Linked DNA regions of Homo sapiens: regions 2 and 3 are each linked to region 1. The links are chromatin loops, found by intact Hi-C in ENCODE. Cell type or tissue: chondrocyte. All regions are shown on one strand. Links, peaks and the distances in the headings refer to the core of each region. The heading gives the core; the rest is flanking DNA.

Region 1 (7,632 bases), core at 2,633-7,632:
CTTCACAAAAGTGTGTGAAATTTTACAAAGGCACAAAATAAATTCTTGACTTATGGTTTGATTTCTGACCTCTGACTTCCTATACTTTCAGCTAAATCTGAGCTTAGAAAAATTCATGAATTAATATGTTTTTAATGAGTTTAGGTTATGCACATTTTTTACATTAGACTGCAAATAAATATTTTATATACACTACATAAATCATGTTAATGTAAATATGTAAATGATTTTCCTACACAGTGGAAAGATTGTTTATATTTTGACTGAAATCACAGAATCCAATTTTCTGTAATATCTGTTAACTAAGACATAATGCTTCTTTTCTGCTTATAATCAATTTCTTCTGCACAGTACCTTTTCTAATTCAGTTTAAATTACCCTTTTTCTGTGATGAACTTGCATTTTCACATTTGCCAGCTGTGAATGCATTTTGATGATAAGTACAAAAGTAGTGGGTTCAGAAACAGCCCTTTGATTTCATTGTTGTTAACTATTTAGTTTGACAGTCTTGGATTTGTAACATACTGAAATCTCCAATTGTCCCTTTGCCCTCGAATGGCCTGAATACTAGACACACACAGTATAACCTTTTCTTTCATTTGAAAATTCATAGAACTTATTCCCTGAAGTCATTATAATTTACTCCTATTTCTCTCTTAAAATCAGAGAATATTTCCCAGAGTTAAACAGTGAGGTAAATATTAGTATTGTAACAAGTTAAAACAAAATAGCAGGTGTACCCTCATTTAGAATGTGTCTTGAATTTGGACATTTCCCTACATGTACAGTCATGTGATTATTGGTAATTATACAAATAAATAATACAAAATGCATTAAAATTGGGTATATCTCCTTAGTATCTGAAGAGAGGCGTTTTTCATCTTTCCACTATACATTTATTATAGATGTTGCAACAGAGGGGATATAAAATTGAAATATTAAGGTCTTAGTCTCTGTTTCCATTTACTTAAAATTCACTAAATATATGTGGACGACGCTATCAACTTAGTTGTACAATGAATGCATAAAAATGTAAAACTAGTTTTCAGAATTATTGCTTTGGCGCACAGGTGTTGGTCTCATACACTATTTGGTATTGCTCAGGAAGACAAGTTCCTTTTGAATTCACTTTATATACAAACACATCGCATTATTAAAAATAATTGATTAGAAATAATATGCTTAAATCATAAAATGAAGCTAAAATAAATTGTAATGGTGTGAGGAAGTTCACCATTATGTTATTTTAAAATGAGAAAGTTTTGTATACTGATAATTTTTATGTCAGTGGCTTCATGTACAAATAGGTCTATATGCTTTATCATTAGTCAAATACAGTCGAGTGTAAATTTATATATTAATCATATACTGTATGCTGAACACTGTCTTCTTGACTGTCATTTATTTTTATTTAAATGCTCCGAATTCTTTGTCAATATATCTAGATACTACAAAAGAAAGAAGAGAAGTTTGAAAAACCTAAAAATCAGTATCACTGTGCAGCTATGCAGGGAGAACTGTCAGCAGCCTGGCACATGTGCATTTAATGTGAAGCTTCTTGTCTCTAAAAATAAGAGTAAAGTTACACATGCCCCTGTGTCTGACAGAGAGAAGGGACACAAAAAGAGGACTCACTATACCACCTACACTCATCAGAGGAGTGAAGGATGTTACTTCTTTGGTTTCCTGGTTTTAATGGAAAAGTATTTGTATTCACATCATTGAGTATTAGTCATTCAATAGATGAAAGGAATATTTTAAACTTTAAAGGCCACCTTGGTGTCATTTTAAGAAGTGGGGATGAGACCCTGGGGAAAGTGTTGAAATCCTGGAGAATTCGTTTTAACTATTAGAAGTGGTTTAATATTTGTAAGTTTGTAGTTCTGTGAGTTCTAAAGACTAAGTGCAGGGATTTATGTTTTTAACTCTTATGTTTTAGTTTACAAGTTTCATCCTTAAATCATCTATTTGTGTAAATAAAGCTTCATCTCCTCTATAACAAGTGTGTTCTCCCCATATTTTTTTTTGTCTCTTTCTAAGGTTAATCTATTACGCATTTACATTTTCTATGCATCCTTTAAGGGACACTGAAGATGCTTTTTGATACACTTTCTAAAATATTAAATAGGCATAATGGCTAGGAATATGTAACATTGAAGAAATGTTTCAGAAACTACAGAATCAAAGAGGTTTAAAGAATAAATTTCATATCTCTCTTCCATGTTATTTTATTAGGCAAATAAAAACTACAGGAGACAATTTAACATAAAATACAAATAAATATCTGGGGGTTGTCATCTTAGAGAACTCCCTACTATAAAAAGCAGAAACAACTCAATTTACTTTATATTTCCAGATAGAAAGGTTGGAAAAAGTTTGGAGCCTTATGTGAGATCAAACTTTGGATCTATCGGAAATAAAAGGAAATCATAAATGACTGAGAAATATTTTTAAAGGAAGAAATTATAGGACAAAAAAAGAAATTCATCTTAAACATGTGATCAAGTTACTCTGTGTGACCTTTGAAATTGAAGATTTGGCAATTAAAATTTTAAAGTTCTTCCTCTTATTACCTACCTCTTGAATACAAAGTGTCCGAAACTGCCTAATGGAAAACAGATTTCTCTACGCAGCCTTCCTTGCCGTTCGGGTTGAATGAATTCAACTGGAGATATTGGTTATGACTTTTTTTATTCTTAGTTTCTCTTTGAAAGATAAGCATTGAATAATTCCTGAAAATGGTAAATACTTGCGAAGAGAAAGGTCTTGCTTTATGAATTTAATACGTAGTGGCATTCTTTAAAATTCAGTGTAATTTATGCAGCGAAATGGAAAACTATCAAAGTGGAGGCAATCCAAGGAAAACCTTAGAAAATGATAAACGCGTAAAAAAACGATACGCAACCATCAGAAGGTTCTCTCCTAATGTCTCACTTCGCTCAACAAACTATGGTGAAAAGACAGGGCGGAGGAGAAGGGGCGCTTAAAACAAAAGACTTCCTTTCCCACTCCCTTTTCCTCTGTTTCTTTTGCCAGAGCTTGTTGCAAACTCTTGGAAACATTGTTTAAACATAATACACTTGGTTACTTTATTCTTTCAGGGATTGTGGTGGGTGGTACCTAAAACTGACGGCTCTTGGAGTAACAGAAAAAGAGAAGTAGAAACTTTTCAAAAAGGCAAAAAACAAAGTTACCCAGCCCGCGGAGGTTCTAACAACAAAAAAGTAAAACACACTTTACTTAAAGGCACAGCTCATTTCACTGTCCGGGCTCCGTGCTTGGTAGCTGAGAGAAGGCTTGCTTCGCCTCTGGTTTCTAAAAGATCGCGCGGAGTACAGCTATAGAAAAGAGTGTAAGTTGGGAGCGTTATTCTCGGATTTATTCTGCTACGCGAAAGCTGCGGTTGCTAAAAGCAGAGCGTCCAAAGCAGCACACACCTCGGCTACCATCCTCGTTCTCCTCTGAACATCCAGCGCGAGCTCAGAACCTGGAGGGAATCCTGGACCAGCAACCTGACTCCGCTCGGCACCGATTGGCTCCTGCCTCGGACCCCGCCCCCGTGGCCGGGGCGGCCATTTCGCCGGGACCCGCCCCTTGGCCCTGGGAATCGCCTCCTGGCAGGCCGGCTGTGCCTGCCACTCAGCCCGAGTGGCGGAGGCTCTCAGCTCGGAGCCCCGCCCCCTCCCCCCCTAATTGATATTATTGGAGTGTGGAGCAAGCGGCCGGTCTGCAGTCGGAGACTTGCAGGCAGCAAACACGGTGCGAGCGAACAGGAGTGGGGGGGAAATTAAAAAAAGCTAAACGTGGAGCAGCCGATCGGGGACCGAGAAGGGGAATCGATGCAAGGAGCACAATAAAACAAAAGCTACTTCGGAACAAACAGCATTTAAAAATCCACGACTCAAGATAACTGAAACCTAAAATAAAACCTGCTCATGCACCATGGTTTTTCAAACTCGGTACCCTTCATGGATTATTTTATGCTACATCTGGCTGCTCCGCTTTGCACACACAGGGGAGGCGCAGGCTGCGAAGGAAGGTAAGGTGATGGGAAAGCAAAGTTTGTTCTGACTTATTTATTTAGATGTCTACCTGCACAAGCCAGCTCGTCCGCGGCGCTGCCGGCCGCGCCTCCGGCGCCGGGCGACCCTCCCCCGCCGGCTCCCCGCCCCCTCACCGCTGAGGCCGCTCCTGGCGGACCAGCGAGCGCGAACCAGGGCTGTTCCGAGCCGCCTACAGCCCTGTGCCCGGAGCCGTCCATCCGACGGGTGCGGGATTTCTGGCGCGGGCAGTCTGGAGGGCGTGAGCAGCAACGGGGGTGGGGTGGGGTTGGAGGAACTGCCGGCGAGCTTATTTCTTAGTACCTCAGGCGGGTCACATCTCTCTCTAGCTCGGTCTTCCTTGTCTCCTTATTCGCCTTCTGTGGGAGCTGCGGCCAGAGTTGGGTTGGAGACTGGGAAATGCAGCCCCTACCGTCTCCGCCAGCCCGCCGGCGAGTGGCGGGAGCCCGGAGCCTTCCCAGAGGGACCGAGACTTCGATGAGCTCGGAAAGCTCGGGTTACTAATGAAGTGCTCACTGCGTCGGAGGCGGCGGCGCGGTCCTGCGGTTGGCGCTCGGCCGCCAGCACGGAACAATAACGCCGCGGAGGTGAAGCGCGGCGTGCGGCGCGCGACCCGAGGGCCGGGGATGTCTCCATTCAGCGCGCGCTGCGCGTCGGGCCCAGCGGTCATGGGGGCAGCGGCAGCCCAGCGGGCTTGGTCGGGCCGTGGAGGCAGGGGGCGGGCTGGAGCTGTGCAATTTGTAAGGATGCCGCCTGGGCGACTCAAAGTCCCCAATTATTTGCCCCATAGTGCAGCAATTGAGGAATCCGAGTGCCCAATCCTTGCCAAAGACCTGAACCCTGAGGGTTGGTTCTGGTAGGAGAAGGCAGGTTTTATTTGGCAAGCTGTTACAGATACGCCTGTATATGGTTATGTTTTCCTTCTTTGAACCTTTGACAGAAGGTAAAATACCTTTCGGTGCCTGTAGTTGGAGCTGGGGAAAAATAAACCCTGTCAATGGAAGTCTCTTGCTTTTGAGCAGTGTCACAATCCCATCCCCAACCCCCCTCATCCCGTCGCCCCCCTGGTCTTTCAGGCTGTGTATCTAAGTTTCATTTTTCGATCTGTTAAAAGCAGAAGAGAAATAATTACTTATTCCTGATGTGTAGAGGGAGAGGAATCTGTTATGAAATTTAGGTCATGGTGGTTATCGGGCGGGGTGTTGAGGGGACTTACATATAGGTCCTTGATTCATCTATTTCTGAAAACTTAGTGCACCTTTTCTTTATTCTCATCGTGCACTCCTCTTAGTTCGCTCAAGCCCCCCTCAAACCCGGCGCCAAATTCTAGTCCTTCTTTCAGCCTGACCTTCTGACCCCACTTTCCACATCTGCAACCTGTATAGATGCTGAACCCATTCAGAGAACCCCGTGCCTCCAAGCTGGCGGTTACGCGTTTGCAGAAGGACGGACATCTGCTAGAAACGCACGCTCATCCCCTCCAAAACCACATTTCTACTCCCCTGACGTTAGCGATCAGAAACCTTCAGCCCTGGCATACTGTGATTCCTCTGGAATAGCGGACCAGAGGAAAAGTTTGCACCGCCGCGGCGAAACCCCGCGCGCGAACACACGCAGACTCGGGCTGGAGTTTGGGCTATAAATAACTGCATCACTAGGGGGAGAGGTTCCTGCAGCCAGAATGTCTAGTTCTCTTTGCTCTTCTGGGTGCAAGCTACGTGAAGAGGATTCTGATTCTAAGAGCCTGAATTCTTTAGATGCAGAAGTGTGATGTATAAAAGGCGCGGGGGTGATGGGAGGGAGGGTGGTGATCTGTGGCTGGCGGGCGGCGAGTGCGCCCGGCTTCTAGGCGGCGACGCCTCTAGGGCGCAGCGGCGACCAAGAGCTGGCGTTCTAGGAGTTCACAAGCCCCGAGGCGGCCCGCAGTACCCAAGGGCTAGCGCTGGGAACCGCTTGAAGCAGGTGCCGGGCCTCCTGGGGCATTTGGGGGTGGCTAGAGGAAGATAAGAAACCCCCTTCCCTCACTTTCCTTGTGCACGTTCTCTCGGGTTGGTCAGTTATCATCGCTACAGGGAGCGCGTGTCAGAGTCTGACGCTTGAAGGCAAAGTGCAGCTGCTTACTTTTTCTCTCCGTAAATGCCGCCGCCGCCGCCGCCTCTTCCTCAGAGGAGATGCTTCCCGAAAGCCACTCTCCTCTTCCCGAAAGCCACTCTCCTCTTCCCGACTCCTTCTCGAGCGAGGGCGCCACCGGCTCCCTGGAGTGCCCAGGTCTGGCAGAGGCGTAATGGATGCTTGGCGCGGCTGGCGCGCCCGTCTGGCAGCCCCCGCCCCGCCCCTCCGACGGCCCCGCCCCAGCCCCGGGACGCCAGCCTTTGCCCGCGCGGTCGTTGCCTGGGTCTGTCAGGGCGCGCCCCCAGTCTAGCCCCTCTCCCATCACCTGTTGGCCCACAGGACTCCGGGGCGCGGAGCCCTGGAGTCCTAGGCCTGGCCCCCAGCGTCCGGGTGAGCCGAGGGACTGCGCCTCCGCGGGCGCAAAGGGAGGTCGGCACTCTGCTCCGAGCGGGAAGGGATACGCGCTCTTTTGAGGGTTTAACCAGAGAGCGGACCGAGCAGAAGAGAGACGCACGGATCACTTGAGAGCGGCTTCCGATTAAACGTTCTCGGGCCGGGTTCTGTTTTGTTTTAATTTGTTAGTTTGTTTCTCTCTTAACTTGGCCATCACTGCTGTCTGCTTAGGTCCCTTGCTTCCACCCCCAGGCTGAGCTGAGGGGTAGCAGAATGGCAATAAACAGTAATCTCGCAATGTTTATTTCACTCTCAGAAATGACCCAAGAAGGTCACCTGCATTTAAAATCCTGTTGTCTATATTCAGCACACAAGAAAAATAAAATAAAAATTAAGAAAGCATCTCAAAAAGAGTAGAGTACCTGACCACCCACCTTGTTTCCCTGTGCTTCATGTCTGTTGTTGAGGATAAAAATAAACTTTAAAAATTACTTTTTATATAAATTCGCTAGTCCAACGATTTATCGATGTTACAAGTTGAAATTCAAATTGGCATTTTGAAAGTGTTGTGGGTGTGTTTCTCATTTGAAAGGGAGTCAAATGTTTCTGATCAAGTTTTTTTTTTTCCTGTCAGTCTCCCTGAGAGTCTTAAGTGTAAAACACTAAACAAAGAAACAACAACAACAACAAAACAAAAATCCTGGGTCTCTATATCTATTTTCATTTACAGTGAGTAACTTTGACTAGTGTGAAGGAATTAAACACATAATCAACTGTTCCTTTAAACAGATAATCAGTTGTTCCTTTGTTTTCTTATCATAACACATTTTTGTCTTTCAAATACATATTTTATCCCTAGTGATTGAGTTGTATAATTATTAAAAGTTCATATAAGCATGTATTTTAAGTAAAAATTTTAACATTTTTCTGAGGCTGATGTTAAGCCTATTGACATACTTAAAATTTATTCACTATTATTTCTGGACAAATTGATGCATTTGTCAAAATGGTGTAGAGTCAGATAAATATTTTTAAAGTGCAAAAACTTATGTAACTCTGAAACCAG
Region 2 (8,012 bases), core at 2,071-7,070, 370 kb before region 1:
CACTATAAACAGACAACACATTTTAAATTTTTTGCTAAATATTTATTTTATTTTTAATTGACAAATAATTGTATGGATTTATGGGGTACAATGTGATGTTGTGATACATGTATACATTGTAGGGATGATTAAATCATACTAATAAACATTTTTGTGGTAAGAACACTTAAAATCTACTCTCTAAGCCTTTTTGAAATATACAACACATTATTATTAGCTATAGTCACCATGCTGTGCAGTAAATCATTAGAACTTACTCGTTCTGTCTAACTAAAATTTCATACCCTTGACCAATATCTCCTTTGTCCCTGTTCATCCTTCGCACCTCTAGTCCCTGGCACCCACCATTCTACTCTCTACTTCTATGAGCCAGACTTTTTTAGATCCAACATGCAAGTGTTATCATATAATACTTGTTTTTCTGAGCCTGGCTTATTTCACTTAGCATAATGTTCCCTAGATTCATTCATGTTATAATAAACGACAAATTTCCTTATTTTAAAGGCTAAATAGTATTCAGCTGTGTATTTTTACATTTTCTTTGTCTATTTATCCATTGATAGGTACTTAGGTATTTTTCACATCTTGGCTGTTGTGAATAATGTTTCCATGAACATGAAAGTGCAGATATCTCTTCAACATACTGATTCCCATTCCTTTGGATATGTACCCAGAAGTGGAACAAGTTTTTGGAGGAAGCTCAGTACTGTTTTTCAAACTGGCTGTAATAATTTGCATTCCTGCCAACAGTGTATAAGAGTTTATTTTTCTCTATATCCTCTCCAACACTTGTTTCTTGTCTTTTTGATGATAACCATTCTACTTGATGGGAGGTGATATCTCATGCATAATTTGAAAATATTTCTCTCTAATCTATGTGTTGTCTCTTCACTCTGTTGTTTCCTTTATTGTGCAGAAGCTTTTTAGTTTGAATGCAATCCAATTTGTCTATATTCACTTTTGTTGCCAGTGCTTTTGGGATCATATCTAGGTAATCATTGTCCAGACCAATATTGTGAGGCTTCCCCCTATGTTTCCTTCTAGTAGTTTTACAGTTTCAGGTCTTATGTTTAGCCCATTTCAAGTTGAGTCTTGAATATGGGGTGAGAAGAAATAGAACTATCTTATTTTTTGTTGGTGGGGGTGGGGTTTATTTCCCCTTCATTCTATCAAACTTCTTGCATTGTAGCTTTCACAAATAAATATTTATTTAAAATAAAGTAGTCAATTTTATAGAATTTGTATCTATCGTGTAAATTTATTATAAGGGTTTCTTCTTTTTGAGATATAGTATAAGAAATTCCTAGCTGGCTTTGTTCCTCTATAATTAGGCAGTTCAAATAGTGGAAATAGTATAGTCTCTAGAGCTCAAATTTCTTTAAATATACATATAAATATAGTAATATTGGGTAAATCAGTTAATCTATGAGCAGCAGTTTCCTAATCTGTAAAATAGAGGTGATATATGAAAAATTATAAATTTTAGAAGTAAAATTAAATGAGATTTATAGGCGAAATTTCTGACACTTAAAAGTATGAAACAAAGCAAACAAAACAAAGTAAAACAAGACTGATCTTTTTAAAATCATAGATATTTGGTGAAGTGTATCTTAATATTACACACACACAAAAATAAGACTCTTCATTTTAGCTATAAAAAATAATTCAGGTGTACTAGTTGATGTGGCTTGGATTTGTGTCTCTTCCCAAATCTCATGATGAATTGCAACCCCCATATCAGAGGAGGGGCTTGGTGGGAGGTGATTGGATGATGGGGGCAGATACTCCCCTTGCTGTTCTCATGATAGTGAGTGAGTTCTCACAAGATCTGGTTGTTTAAAAGTGTGTTGCACCTCTCCCTTTGCTTCTATTCCTCTTCCTCTTCCTCCAGCCATGTAAGGCATGCCTGCTTCCCTTTCACCTTCTGCCATGACTGAAAATTTCCTGAGGCTTCCACAGCTATGCTTCCTGTAAAGCCTGTGGAACCATGGACCAATTAAACCTCTTTTCTTTGTAAATTACCCAGTTTCAGGTATTTGTTTATTGCAGTGTGAGAATGAACAAATATGCTAGTTATATTCTATATTAATGTAGGTGGCTCATTTTTCAAAATTAAAAGAGCTATTTACTAGACATTCATAATGATTTCTTTCTAAAATAGATTAAGACTTAAATGACACATGAGATAACAAACACCCCTCATAAGCATTTCTTTATTGAATGCAAGATGCTAGAAAAATCATAGGATAACATTGTGATAGAATATAAGAGTGTATGTTGGAACAGGCCAATATTTACCTGAAAAGAAAATTAGCAAAAAATATCACCTGGTGTTACCCTATAGCTGCTTATTTATTTTTATTTTTTCATACTACAGTTGTCTTAATTTTTTTCATACTACAAGTTTTATCCTCCGTGCTCCATTAGAAGTAAAGGGCTAGAGTGACAAAAAAATAGTTAAATTTTTTCTTAATTTTTTTTTGTTCCTGATCCAACGTGTCACTTTTTTTCTTTCTCATTTTTAACATGATAGATATTTTTGTCCTTTGGGTAAAGTATTTGATTGAACATTTAAGTTACTTTTTTAGATCTTCAATTTGCACTGATTCATCTCAATAATGCCATGGCTTTTTCACCTCCCACTGCCACTAGCTTTAATATATCCCAATGTTATATGTAGCAAACTCACAAGGGCGGATAAATTTTTGTGCACTCTGTTACTAAGAATCATAAATGATCTTAAATATTTTTGCTGAAAATACTCTTTTTCTTTAAATTGTGAGTATTTGCTATAGTCTAACTGAATACTTCAGCACCTTGCACATGCTAAATATTCAATGAATTTCTCTGGTTGATACATTCATGCAACATCAATTTTTAAACTGTTTTAAGTTTCAGGTCACAAACACATTTGTCATGTTTCTTCTTTTATAAAGATTGTAAGTCATTAATCTGTCAAATAATAGTATTGGATCATGTAAACTTCTAATATTCTTAAATCTTGAAAGTTTTATTAGTCAATGACTGTAATAGTTTAAGGTTGATACCACAATACTGGACATAACCAATGGGCTCATGAATCATTGAGTGGAGATGAGGAGTTTATGGCTAATCTTATTTATTCTTTTAAGTCTTGTACACTGACTTCAAGGAGGAAGTATGACAAACTTCTGTACTGAAAACTGTAGATCCTGAATCAGCTGCACTGGATATAGCCTTTAGTATACTGATAAATCATACTGGCCTTGCTTTAAAAAGTAAAAACTTCAGTTTGTTCATCTCATGTTAAGAGAAGCAGATGAAGAGTGGAGAATACAATTGTCTATCAAAATGCTCTCAAAAAGCAAACTTGTATACCTCTGTTAAATATATTATTTTATATTTTGCTTTTTTACACTTTCTTGAATTTGGAATCCTCTCATAGTAAGTTACCAATTTTTTTTGTTATGAGCATATAAACTAAAAAACAAAGGAATAAAACTAGGGGGAATATAAATATTAAACCATGATGCTGAAAAATCACATGGAAATGTAAAACAAGGAGGTCTTCTGGTTTAAAATACATTAACCTTAGAATAACATATTTTAATCAACATATATCATTCTAGATTTAGAAGATATAAGAGAACTTATGTTTCCTTTATGGTGAATTTTGAAAATATCACACTGACAGTAGGGAATAGATAATTTTTGAAAAGAGAGAACATGTAATAGTTATATCATTTACACACAAAGTAATTGTATCTTTATTTCACTTATTAACAATGCCAAAATTAAAATCTGACTTTATATCGACATATTATTAAGTAAGAATTTAGACCAAAGACTGATGATAATTCCTTTTAACACAGAAAAGTCATTCAAAGAAAAAAATGTCCAAAATATGATGACTGCAGAAATCAATGCGAATGAAAGTAGGAATACCTTGAGAGTAATAAAACACTAACAATTAACAAAAAAGAAGGATCCCTAAAATATACGATTTAGAAAGAAAAATTACAAAGTTGCTGTTTGATCACATTTAGAATAAAGTCTCCACTCAATAAGCTAATTATAGCTAGAAGACAATTAAATGTAATCCCTAGTGAATGAGAGGAATAAAAGAGAGATGGTGAAAAAGTAATTTATTTTCTGTGGCCAGTATACTGAATGCTTTTTATAGAAAGACTATAATGATAGAGAGCTGAAAGGAGCCTATCTGAGAAGTAAATGGAAGTAAGAAACTAACTTGGAAACCACAAGGATGTCACAAGTATGTTTTGCATAGCAAGGCTTTGTATGCATTTAACAAAAAGAAATCATATTAAGGTTATTCATAATACCTCTGTCACATAATAAGAGTGTGACCCTGGACAAGTTACTTAGCCTACTAGAGCTTCAGTTTTCTCATCTGTATAGTGGACATAGAAATGGCATTTTTCACATAGGGCTTTCATGGGGAATAAATGAGAGAATGTTTTTATAGTGACCAGGGCAATGCTTGACTCACAGTATGAATTAAATAAACATTTGCAATGCTATGTGGGTTTTTTTTTTTAAATTACAGAATAATATTTTTTTTCTGTTGGTAAGCCTAGCATTTCTTATCTAAACACAGTAACAGCTGCATTTATTCAATGTTTCTTCGCACTCAAGGTCCTGTGTAACCTGAACTGCTCTGTAACTCTGTGAGTTATCGCTCACTCTCTCCATGCCACACTGCTTCTTCTTCTTCTAATACAACGTATTCCCTCTGTCGGATCTTTGCACTGGCTGTACCATTTTCTCAAGGAGATCCACATAGCCATCTTCTTAACTTATTCAATTCTGTCACCCACTAATACTACACAACATTGCATATTAAAATTTCACAAGTCACATACCCAGAACTCCTAAGTCCCTTACCTTGCTCTACTTTTTCCTTTCCAAATCACTTTCTAACAAAATTATTTGTTTATTAATATCAATTGTTCATTTTCTGTCTCTCCTCTTGAAAATGTAAATATCATTAGCTGTAAAAAAAAAAAAACTATCTCTGCTGTTTATAGTATAGCCCAAGAATGGTATTTGATTCATGGTATGCCACCAATACATTTTTGAAGTGGAATTAAATATATAAATCATGTCCAACTCATTAAAAAATAAATACAGGTAGCTGGGCACAGTAGCTCACACCTGTAATTCCAGCACTTTTGGAGGCCAAGGTGGGTGGATCACTTGAGGTCAGGAGTTCAAGACCACCCTGGCCAACATGATGAAACACTGTTTCTTCTAAAAATACAAGAATTAGCCAGTCATGGTGGTGCAGGCCTGTAATTCCAGCTACTTGGGAGGCTGAGGCAGGAGAATCACTTGAACCTGGAAGGCAGAGGTTGCAGTGAGCCGACAATGCCCATTGCACTCCAGCCTAGGTGACAAGAGCAAAACTCAGTCTCAAATAAATAAATAAAACAATAAATTAATCCATAAATCAGTATTAAGTATTGCCAGTACAAATTTAGAAATAAACTGAGAACATAAGAATTGCTTGTTCAAATGTTCATACCTAGTAAATGACTGAACTAACATTTAAACCCCAATAGGTCTAAACCCATAGTGTTTGCTTTATTTGCAATGCTATAATTTTATCTCATAAGGAAAAGTAAGAAGGTTCTTTTATTGCCTAAAAGAAATTCACTGAAGCATTATGAAACAATAGGTTCTATATTTTGGCACCAAAAATTACATGTACTCTAGTCTTTCTCTCTTTACTTCTAGTACTTACACTGTGATAACACTAGTAGTGAATAAGTTAAATACAGAAGTCAGTAATAGAGCCAAAGAGGTGATAGATCAACTTGAAAATGAAGGAACAACGGAACAGCATGGAAAATGTGTATAACAGAAGAGAAAATGAAGAGAGGTCTACAGTGTCTATTAATGGGAATATTGTCCAAAACTACATATATTCTAATTTTTCTAAGATCTGATATAGTTCTCACTCATGAATGTCAATGTGTAAATTTTTGTTATACTTCAAAGCTGTTATTTAGTGTTCTAATTTGCCATGTACCAGAAAATACAAGTATATAATTAAATAGTTGTTTAATATTCTCCCCTTAAAATGTGGAGGGAAAACACTCAGCTTATGCATGAGAACTAATATAAATTGTACCTGGTGTATAATTGTAATGATATTAAAAATATTGTCCATAGATGACTTTCATGATTAATAAATTAATGTTATTCTATACCACTTCATCATCTAGGTTTGCATTCCACTAGCCTATGCACAAAAAAGATTTTGCCTAGTGATTAAGAGGGTAGGTATGATTGAAAACAGACCAGGATTTGAGTACTGGCTTCGTCACATCTTAAATGTGGGGCCACAGGATGGTTATCTATTCTCTCTAGGATTCTGTTTCTTCAGTTGTGAAATGAAGTTGATTCACATATCTGCCCCAAAAGAGACACTGTTAAAATCAAAGAAAATAATGTTTTCAAACTAGTTGGTAAGCATTCAGTACATGTTAGTTTTCATTTTTCTTACATTGTTATACTTGATTCATCATCAGATACTCTTAATATTTTTCTCCTTTAAATACCAGAGTATAAGCTTAGATTTTTATGAAGTTTCTCGTTGTTGATGGTGGTGGTCTTGTGGATGTTAGATATTTTTTCAAAATAGTCATAAAACATTTGACAGAATTAAAGAACCTCAAAGTGGACCTTACAAAAAGAAGTAGAAAAATAATTAATGGAAAAACACTTGCTTGGGAATTAAAAAAAGAGAGAGAGGTCATTTTTATGACTCTCATGAATCATCCTAAATGGATTATATCCAGGCCAACATTAATTTGTATGATTCCTCTGCTGAAAAGGGACTATAGCAGATGGATTATTATTATTCATATCCTTTACAAACAATACCTGATAAATGCCATTAGTATTACAAGTTCTTTGGGATGCATAAATTTATATTGTGCAAACTCAAACAAACCACTGGGGTTTCTATGTGTCCAAAGTGTTAGTGAGCATTGGTCCATATACTTCATTAACATTGTTTTTTAAAAAAGACTAATGAAATTGAGATATAAATTGTCCCCACTCCAACTCTGAATAAAAGAATACTCATCACAGAAAACTTGCATTATTTTCTTACCACTTAATTTATTTTTTAAATTTTGTATAAAGTCTACAGCTGAAATTCATTTTAATCTTCATTAAATGCTCCACAACTAATACTTAATTTCATATAAGTTTAGGTTCTCTATGAATACACAAGGAAAACTTCTTCAATTATTCTGTCATATATAATTAATTGCTGTATCAATATAAACTGATTTTTGTTTAATTGAGGTGGTCTCCATTGGTGAGTTCTCATTATCCCCTTGTAATTAGCAGCGTTTCAAGAGCCCTTTGAGGTGAAGACTCACATCTTCTTAACAGACAGCTATAAGGAGAGAATTCCGTTTAGATTTCAGACTGGCAAAAGGGGAGTGCCAACCAGTTAGCACTGTTTTTATCCACAAAGAAAGCATGGAGGTACCAAAGAGCTATGATATATTAGTTATAAAGGGCTATTTATGAATAGTTAGTTACAAAAAGATAAGATTTTAAAAGCTTTACTAGAAACACATCGTTTTTATAAAGTGTAAGTTTTTCAGATAGAAGTCACTTTGAAAGAATAAAATAATTATTCAAATTCTCTCTTCGGAACTTAAAATTTCACTACTAGTGTAGGGCAAGGAAAAGTGAAATGTGTTTTATTCCCCTGAGTACATAAATAAGCTGATATTATGTGCAACTGAATCAACAATGAGCTCATGTTCAAGTCTTTCTCTCCAGTGAAATCAGTAGGGAGTCATGTGCTCATGCTTCTTAATGGTGTCCTTATAACTAGAGATTAATTTCAAGTTTCATAATAAAAAATTTAATTGTAGATAATGTTATATGTAGAATCTTGTCACTTAATTGACTACCTAAAAATTTATTAATTAAGTTTTGAAGCAGAATTATTAATAACTACATGAAGTACACATTATTAGTTATTG
Region 3 (8,012 bases), core at 2,071-7,070, 610 kb after region 1:
CTTCTTCCATTTAGACATTGTTGGAAACCCTACCATGGTTTCCATAACTCATGTTTCTTCTATAACTTAATTATACCACACTATTTTTTTTATAGAATAAAAACTTTTTAATTTGCTTGATTCTGTTAACTCTTAAGGATTACCTCTTAGCTCTTAAAGATTACCTTAAAGAATATGCTAACAGTTTAGATAAAGTATGTATTCATGAGTTATAGGACAAAAGAAATCTGAGCAATGAGAGGGTATAGTACCTCTAAATCTCTTTCTTAGAGATTAATCATACTATTTCAATATTTTGTGGCACTCATTCTCTTTATTGTCTTACTAAATTGGGACAACATTCTCTCTTAGTGATTCCTTTATTGGGGTCATAGTTTAAATTGAATACCAGAATTTTTTCTCCCTATATTATATGAGAAATAAGCCTTTTCACCGTATTAGAGAACTTTCATTATAGCAATATGTTTTGAAATTGTGAATTTCTATAATACATAACTTTTATGTTCTACATTCATTGTATGTTGCAAAATGAAAAATTATTTTCAATAATGCCTTACTGTTGTTGAAAAAGCTGTCTCATTTTCTAGTCATTTATGTTTTTTTTTTTTTTTTTTTTTTTGAGACGGAGTCTCGCTCTGTGGCCCAGGCGGGAGTGCAGTGGCGCAATCTCGGCTCACTGCAAGCTCCGCCTCCAGGGTTCACGCCATTCTCCTGCCTCAGCCTCCCGAGTAGCTGGGACTACAGGCGCCCACCATCACGCCCGGCTAATTTTTTTTGTATTTTTAGTAGAGACGGGGTTTAGTCATTTATGTTTTGATATTATAAGTGATTTTTTCTTATTTATGTATTATTTTAAAACATTTTTATTGCACGATCCTAAAAAAGCATTAATCGAAGGGTACACTGCTTATTTAATAATAATTTTTCAGAAAAAAAGAACCCTATCCCATTAATTGTGCACATCAATTCTAAGAGGGTTTCCAATTCCAAATACTTTAAGATGTGATTTTATGACTGGGTGTGGTGGCTCATGCCTGCAATCCCAGACCCCTGGGAGGCCAAGGTGGGTGGATCACTTGAGTCCAGGAGTTCGAGACCAGCCTGACCAACATGGCAGAAACCCGTTTCTACAAAAACTACAAAAAATTAGTCAGGCATGGTGGCACGTGCCTGTAGTTTCCGCTACTTGGGAGGCTGAGGCGAGAGACTTTCTTGACCTGGGAGACAGAGGCTATAGTAAGCTAAGATCATGCCACTGCACTCCAGCCTGGGAGAAAAGACTGAGGCCTTGTCTCAAAAATAAAATGAAATAAAATAAAATAAAAAATAAATTATCTTAGAATTGAGGAGATAGTGTAATTTGTCTATTACCCCTTTTATTCACAAATATCATTAACTTTATATCTAAGGACAAATAATGGGAAAATGAAGATTTTATGTATTTAAACTTCCTAATTTATGTTAATATCAGAATCTTTAAAAAGTTGCCGTTAGTATCAAATAATGAGATTGAGTAATGTATTGCCTAAAACACATTTCCAGAAATAATATTTTAATTCTAAAAATCTGGTTTTAGTTGGGAAAATGCTTCCTGTTATTTGGGAAAGTAAGAACCTCAACAAGCTAGTCAGACACAAGGGAGCAGTGGTGGCCATGGTCTCCAACACAGCCTGACGAGAGCATCACAGAGGGACCACAGAGTTCTTCCTTGGACTATGATAGTAACTGTTAGCATTCATTATGTACTTTGTTTGAGCAGGTCTTCCATGATGCCTCTGACATATCCATGTGCCATCATCTTTCATTCAGATTCCTCCAATAGTCTCCTGACTGGCCTTATTGTAGTCTATTTTCCATGTTGCAACCAAAAACATAATCTTTTTAAAGACAAATTAGATCATGCTACTTCTTATAACCCCTCCATAGCTATGAGCATCTCTGAAAATAAAAGTAAACTTATCTGAAAATAAAAGTAAAATATAGTTGTCATTCTTATGTTATTTTTCACCCTAATCTAGGGAATATGCAGTTCAAGAACAAGGGCATTGTCTATTTTTTTTAACTTCTAAATTCTCAGTTTCTGGAAGGTTGTCTGGCACTTCGCAGGTGAGCAAGTAGTTAAGTGATGAAGGAACCATAAGTAAGATGCTGCCAAGGGGCAAGATACAATAAAACATATTTCTTGGTGTTTGTTAGCTGTCGCTCTCTTAATTTTTCTCATTCAGATCTAGGTAGCAGTTGGGTCAATTTGCATACTATTTCTTCAGGTTTCTCGGAAGGGAATAAAATCCAAATCTTTTCTCCAGGACTCAGAGTAAGGATGACTGGTCAGGGAGGATTAGAGTTGCCCAAAGCAAGGCTACATGGCAGGGAAGAAGAGGTACCTAAATCAAAGGAAATAAGTCTACTGACTTATTCAACGGACGGGTCTACGTGTTGATGTCATGATTTGTGGTGGGTGTTGAAAGCTTTCCTAGACTCAGTTAACCCAGTGCATTGTTTGAGCTTTGAAAAACAGTGGCTTCATTAATTAGGAATGCTACAATTTCAAAACCCAAGACTGAGGCTCCCAGGTAGCCAAGATACTAGAGGTAAGAAAGATCTTCAATAAAGAGATAACCAGGAGGCTTAGAAAGTTTATGCCCAAATACTTAAATTATATCAGAGCCCACATTCAATTTTGTGTCTTTCATATTCAAAAATCCAAGAGTTTTCTAAAAACATCACATTGTCATAGAACACAAGAAGGTTTGAAGGATAATGTATAGAATTTTTGCTTGTACTTGACACATACTTTGGTTTATTTAAAAGATCTATTGCTAAAGGGAGATATATTCAAAGGTGTGTTTGAAGCCCAGTGTCAGGAACTTAAAACTTTCATAGCAAGGTAGACCATCCTGCACAGCTAGCAGCCTGGGTCCCACAGAGGTCACTCAGGATGTGTACACTCCAATTCAGGGTAAAATATCCCTCCTGTGCATGCAGAACTGCCTATCTCCGCCAATGTGGATAACCAGGTGTTTCCTTTGGTTCTTTCACTCAGCTTATCTTTTCTTTGGACAAATGTCATGAATATGTCCAATCAGAGTAAAGGCCCCACTTAGCATTCTTGCTGGCATCAAGCTCAATACATACGGTAGAAGCTTAACAATGCAGAGCTGCTTTTTTTTTTAAAAAATGCCTGTTGTAAGCAGGTTCTTCCTATGAAATATACCAGTCTGCAACTTATATTAGTGACTGTATATTTTAAAGGCTCATTGCAGCCTTCTAGTGATTGTGCCAGAAACCAGATTTAATGACCTTCAGCAACAAGTTTCCTCTGAAAGGTGAAATATACTGGCACTCGGAGTTGGGGCACTGGGTATCTGTTTAGATTGGGGTTAGGAGACTATAGGTAGTTTCAACTCAAACGCCTTAATGATCCCAATGTCTGTCCTTTTCCTGAGCTAAGAATCATAAATTCTTGTTCCACAATGAGTGCTCTGGGGACCAGCAGCTCAGCATCACCTGGGAGCCTGTTAGAAATGCAGAATCTCAGGCCTTACCCTGGACCTACTGAACTAGAACTGCAGTTTAACAAGGTCCCCAGGTGGTTATATACACATTAGAGTTTGAGAAGCTGTGCTCTTGGTCAGCATTTCTGACTCTTGGTGCACATGAAAATCACCTGAGGAACTTTTCAAATTCCTATGCCCAGGCCCATTCTAAACCAATTAAATTAAAATCTCCAGATGGGGTCCTGGTAGTGTTTTAAAAATATGCCAGGTGATTTCAATATGTGGCTAACATGCAGAACCATTTTTCTTGATTATAGGAATTCCTCTGGTTTTTATTTACAAAAATGATTGTGATTTGTATGATTTATTTATCTGTGATAACAGAAACACTATCCATTATTTCATATTCTTGTTTATAAAAAGTATGTAAAATATATATTACATAGTATATAAAATAAAATAAAAATTAATAAAAATATATTTCGGCAAACATTACATGGAAATGTACTCAGGAATTACATTCTTGTGCATTGATTGTGTAGAAATATGTTTAACGAGTAACTTAATCATTGCTATTTTTCAAGTAATATAAGTGAGTTCTTTTCACCTGAACTTGGCAGCTGTGGGCATGTTTTTCATTCTAACTACACTGTAGAATAGATATCCAGCTACAAAATGTTGAATAAAATTTACCTACAACCATTGTAGCTTGTTGAAGAGATTTAGCTTAGTTGCTAAAATGTCAGATGCAACCCTGTAAGTGGGTTGCTTTTAAAAATCTCCCCTGCAGGCTTACCTTTCCTTCTACCCAGCAATTGCATTAATAGGTGCTTTTAAAAGGTAGCTGGTCCTCTCAAGATGTTGGCTTCTTTTAAAATTCTTTTAATCAAGATCTGCCTCTAATGCTCTTCATTTACTTTCTTAAGTGAAAATATAACATGAAAGCCAATTCCAAGCCACTGGAGGGGGCGAAAATAACTGTTACAGGGGCTGGACCGAAACAGAGACATAGTGCTTCCCCTTTGAAGTATGGCCACCTGTGAACTCCTATTGATCTTGGGCAGCCAAGCTTCAAAGGAATAAGGCTGCACTTCTCCCCCACCTGGCCACTGCGTGGTATAACACTTTTGAGTCAGCAGGGGCTACTTTGAAGTTAAAATTTGGATTAAAAAGCTAAATTGTGAGAGGTGAATAGCTCATAAGGTAGCTTTTAAAACAAATATGATTTGAGATCTGCTCAGTTGTATCTTCTTCACCTCCTTCGTTTACCCTCTTGTCACCTTCAGTATTTTAAAGGTCAGCCTTTTTCAAATTAGTTTCTATATCAGAATGTAATGAAGTCACTAACATGAAGGTGAATAGTTGATCTATCTAGAGCAATCAGGAAACTGAAAAGCCAAAATAGCTTCCCACCTACATCTGTTGACCTTGTAATGAGAAAGGAAATTCAGCAGAGAAACTAAACTTTTTTTCTTTGTCTTTTCAGTGGGCTGTAATAGAAATGGTGATTTATTTATAGATTTAAAATAAATTTTGAGAGGTAGTTGCATTTTGTGATTCTATATATTTACTAAAGTATATGTATTCAGACTGTTTCTGAGGGTGTGTTATAATCCTAAAAATTTCTCAACTCCTTATGGGGTCCTTTTAGTATATGAGAAAGCTAAAGAAAATAAAGCTTAATATGGAAATATTGCAATATTCAGGTTTAGTAGTTGAACATACCTTGCTTTGTATTCATGGAGATTAGTATATAGTTAAGAATAAAAGACTACTATCTTATGTCTATAATGATAGCATTTTCCTTTAAATTGGACTATTATGTTAAACATATTTTTAAATGTGGTATCCACTAAGAAAATACCAACCTTTTAAGTTTCCATTTCCATTTTAATCCTCAGAAAACGACTGTCCTCCTATGACTAGGACTTGAAAGGACTTTTTTTCCTGGATGAATACCTTAGTCACAAAGGATGTATGTAAGGGGTAATACCAAAGTTCTCACGACTCAGAAGAATTTAGGTAAGCTTTGCATAAAACTAGAAAGATTCTGAAGACTTGGTTCAAATCAATTCCTACAAACATCTCAAAGTTGCACTCAAACTTATAATTTGATTGTAGGATTAATAAGAATTTATTCTACTTTTCCATTAGAACAGTGGCCAGAATCACCTGAAATGTTTTGTTCCGCAATATGGTACCTGCCATTCAGGGTAGGGAAGAATTATAATCTCAGATGAGAACATGGAAGAGGAATGGAAAAGTTGGATAAAGGAAATATGTATAAATCTTTCACTCACTTTTAAGGCAGTCACATAGAAATAAATGAGAAAGATTTATTTAGAAATAAATAAATTAATTAAAGATTTATTTAGAAATAATTAGAAAAAAATCTGTATTCCCTATTATGCAATTTATACAATTTGCAATTATGTACATACTTATCCATCTATAGACATACATTTTTCGAAAGACTCTCAAATTTTACTTGTTTTATATACAAAATGCTAATAATAGTCTGCACTTTTAGAAGGTGAAGAAACTGTCAGTTTTATGCTGTGGAAGTAACATTTCATTTTTGCCAACACTAGCAACTATGAAACAAAGACCTCACCTTTTTTTTTTTTTTAACATTTTAGTATTAACAGCAATCACAGAGTTTTGCTTAGTCTCTGATAATAGAAATAATGTCAGCTGTACACCTGATATGCACAAGTAGCATTTCCTTAAAAGTTTCGAACTGCTGCTACAACTAGCTTGTTCCTGATTTTGTACGATAAGGTAAATGACCTCTCACATACTTTTCTATTTAAAAATCTCAGCAGAACATCATAAGCATGCCAACACTGTCAGTATTTTATTTTCTTTAATCTGCAACTTTCTATTTATTGGCTTTCATTTACTTGAAGCAACTTATGACAAGAGTTACAATGTGTACTGCTGTTTAAAACATATATATATACGTGTGTGAAGTAAACATTGTCTTTACTATCAGGAATCTTAAAGATCAGAAAATGAATAAGCTCATGAAATAATGAAAAACATTGAATTGTATGTTGATTTTATTTTCAAGGGTCAACTTTTAAAAAATTGTTTATTTATTTATTTATTTTAGATGAACCCTCGCTCTGTCACCCAGGCTAGAGTGCAGTGGCGTGATCTTGGCTCACTGCAACCTCTGCCTCCCAGGTTCAAGTGATTCTCCTGCCTCAGCCTCCCAAATAGCTGGGACTACAGGTGCCAGCCACGATGCCCAGCTAATTTTTTGCACTTTTAGTAGAGACAGGGTTTCACCATGTTGGCCAGGCTGGTCTCAAACTCCTGATATCAGGTGACCCGCCCGCCTCGGCCTCCCAAAGTGCTGGGATTACAGGAATGAGCCACCACGCCCGGCCAGGGTCAACATTTTATTTCAAATCTTTAATATTCTATATTCAGTAGAAGGCTTTTTTAGAAAAAGTCTAAATAAGATTCTGACAAATCAAAAGAATAGTTTTGCTTACTAACAACACTTTATACTAATAGTGGAATACAATACTTAAAAAATATTTAATTTGCAAGTGATGATTGACTACTAAAATCTCCTTTTGGCGAATGTAAAAATTTAAGAAGCTCCAGGACAAAGTACTGGAAACTTTAATAGCAGATGAGCATTCATCCCCTCCCAAATGTTTTTATTTTGTTTAGACTGAAACTTTCATTAGACGTGGTTGAAAACCATGAAACCTATGTACAAATTGTCTTAAGTATTCGATATTTAATTTAAAAACTGTGAGCACTGAAGCATAGATAAATTGTAATTACAGAACAATTTAATTTTTTTAATGATTCACATAAGAAAAACAAATCTTTTTTCTTTATAGTTATATCCATATAATTATGGTTATATCCATATAGTTATATAGGTTATATCCATATAGTTATAGAAATACATGTTATGGTTATATCCATACAGTTATATATATATATATAATTATAGTAATATCCATATAAGCATATATTTGTTTATATTTCTGGGAAATAAATATAATATGTATAATATCCATTCAAATTTAGAAATTGTTTTCTTACTCTCAGACTGCTTATCATGTCTATCTATCTATCTATCGGGGTATGTTTAAGTTTAAAAGTAAAGTTGTCATTTTTTAAAAACATTGTGACTCCAAAAATAATATCTGATGTTGCTGTACATGAGCACCATGTATCTTTCATCTAACCTGCAGAAAAATTAAAATGATTTAATCTCACATTGTGTTATTGTTATTATTAATAACTATATTGTTAAAATATTAATTGTTTATTTTTTAAATAATTGTCCCAAGGAAACAGAAGAAGATTTTAAAAGTTTGATTAGCATTTTATTCTATTTACCTCTCATAGCTAGCAATCATGTTGGACACATGACAAGGACTTTTTGCTTCACTCTGACTAGAAACATGGTCTAAAGAGAAAAACATTCCTATAGAGAGAGTTTAAGAATTATTTGATGGTAGGAGGGACAGACAAAAAATCTAT

The links. Peaks named below come from ENCODE experiments on the same cell type or tissue, not always from the same donor. Only the 100,000 strongest peaks of a DNase experiment are listed, where the experiment ranks them.
Region 2: it touches region 1 in a loop (3-fold over the local background); 4 of 110 quality-filtered maps call a loop at or near these places.
Region 3: a loop joins it to region 1, with 6 times the contacts of the local background. A loop is called at or near these places in 22 of 110 quality-filtered maps.

The regions. Positions count from the first base shown.
Region 1 is chr6:93,415,652-93,423,283 of GRCh38, reverse strand. It overlaps EPHA7 (EPH receptor A7), which reads left to right and starts at 3,725. Exons shown (of 17, transcript NM_004440.4): 1 at 3,725-4,039. The coding sequence starts at 3,943. RefSeq lists a silencer at 3,478-3,677. In chondrocyte, for the core only: CTCF peaks have their summits at 4,784 and 5,741; DNase peaks (open chromatin) are centred at 3,563, 4,453, 4,603, 6,273 and 3 weaker places.
Region 2 is chr6:93,789,500-93,797,511 of GRCh38, reverse strand. LOC124901496 (a long non-coding RNA gene) reads right to left here. Exons shown (of 2, transcript XR_007059928.1): 2 at 7,109-7,411. Among named protein-coding and RNA genes, the nearest start is that of TSG1, 87 kb to the right of the region's middle. In chondrocyte, for the core only: no CTCF peak of the experiment used is centred there; no DNase peak of the experiment used is centred there.
Region 3 is chr6:92,807,623-92,815,634 of GRCh38, reverse strand. No RefSeq gene overlaps it. Among named protein-coding and RNA genes, the nearest start is that of LINC02531, 88 kb to the right of the region's middle. In chondrocyte, for the core only: CTCF peaks have their summits at 4,385 and 4,598; no DNase peak of the experiment used is centred there.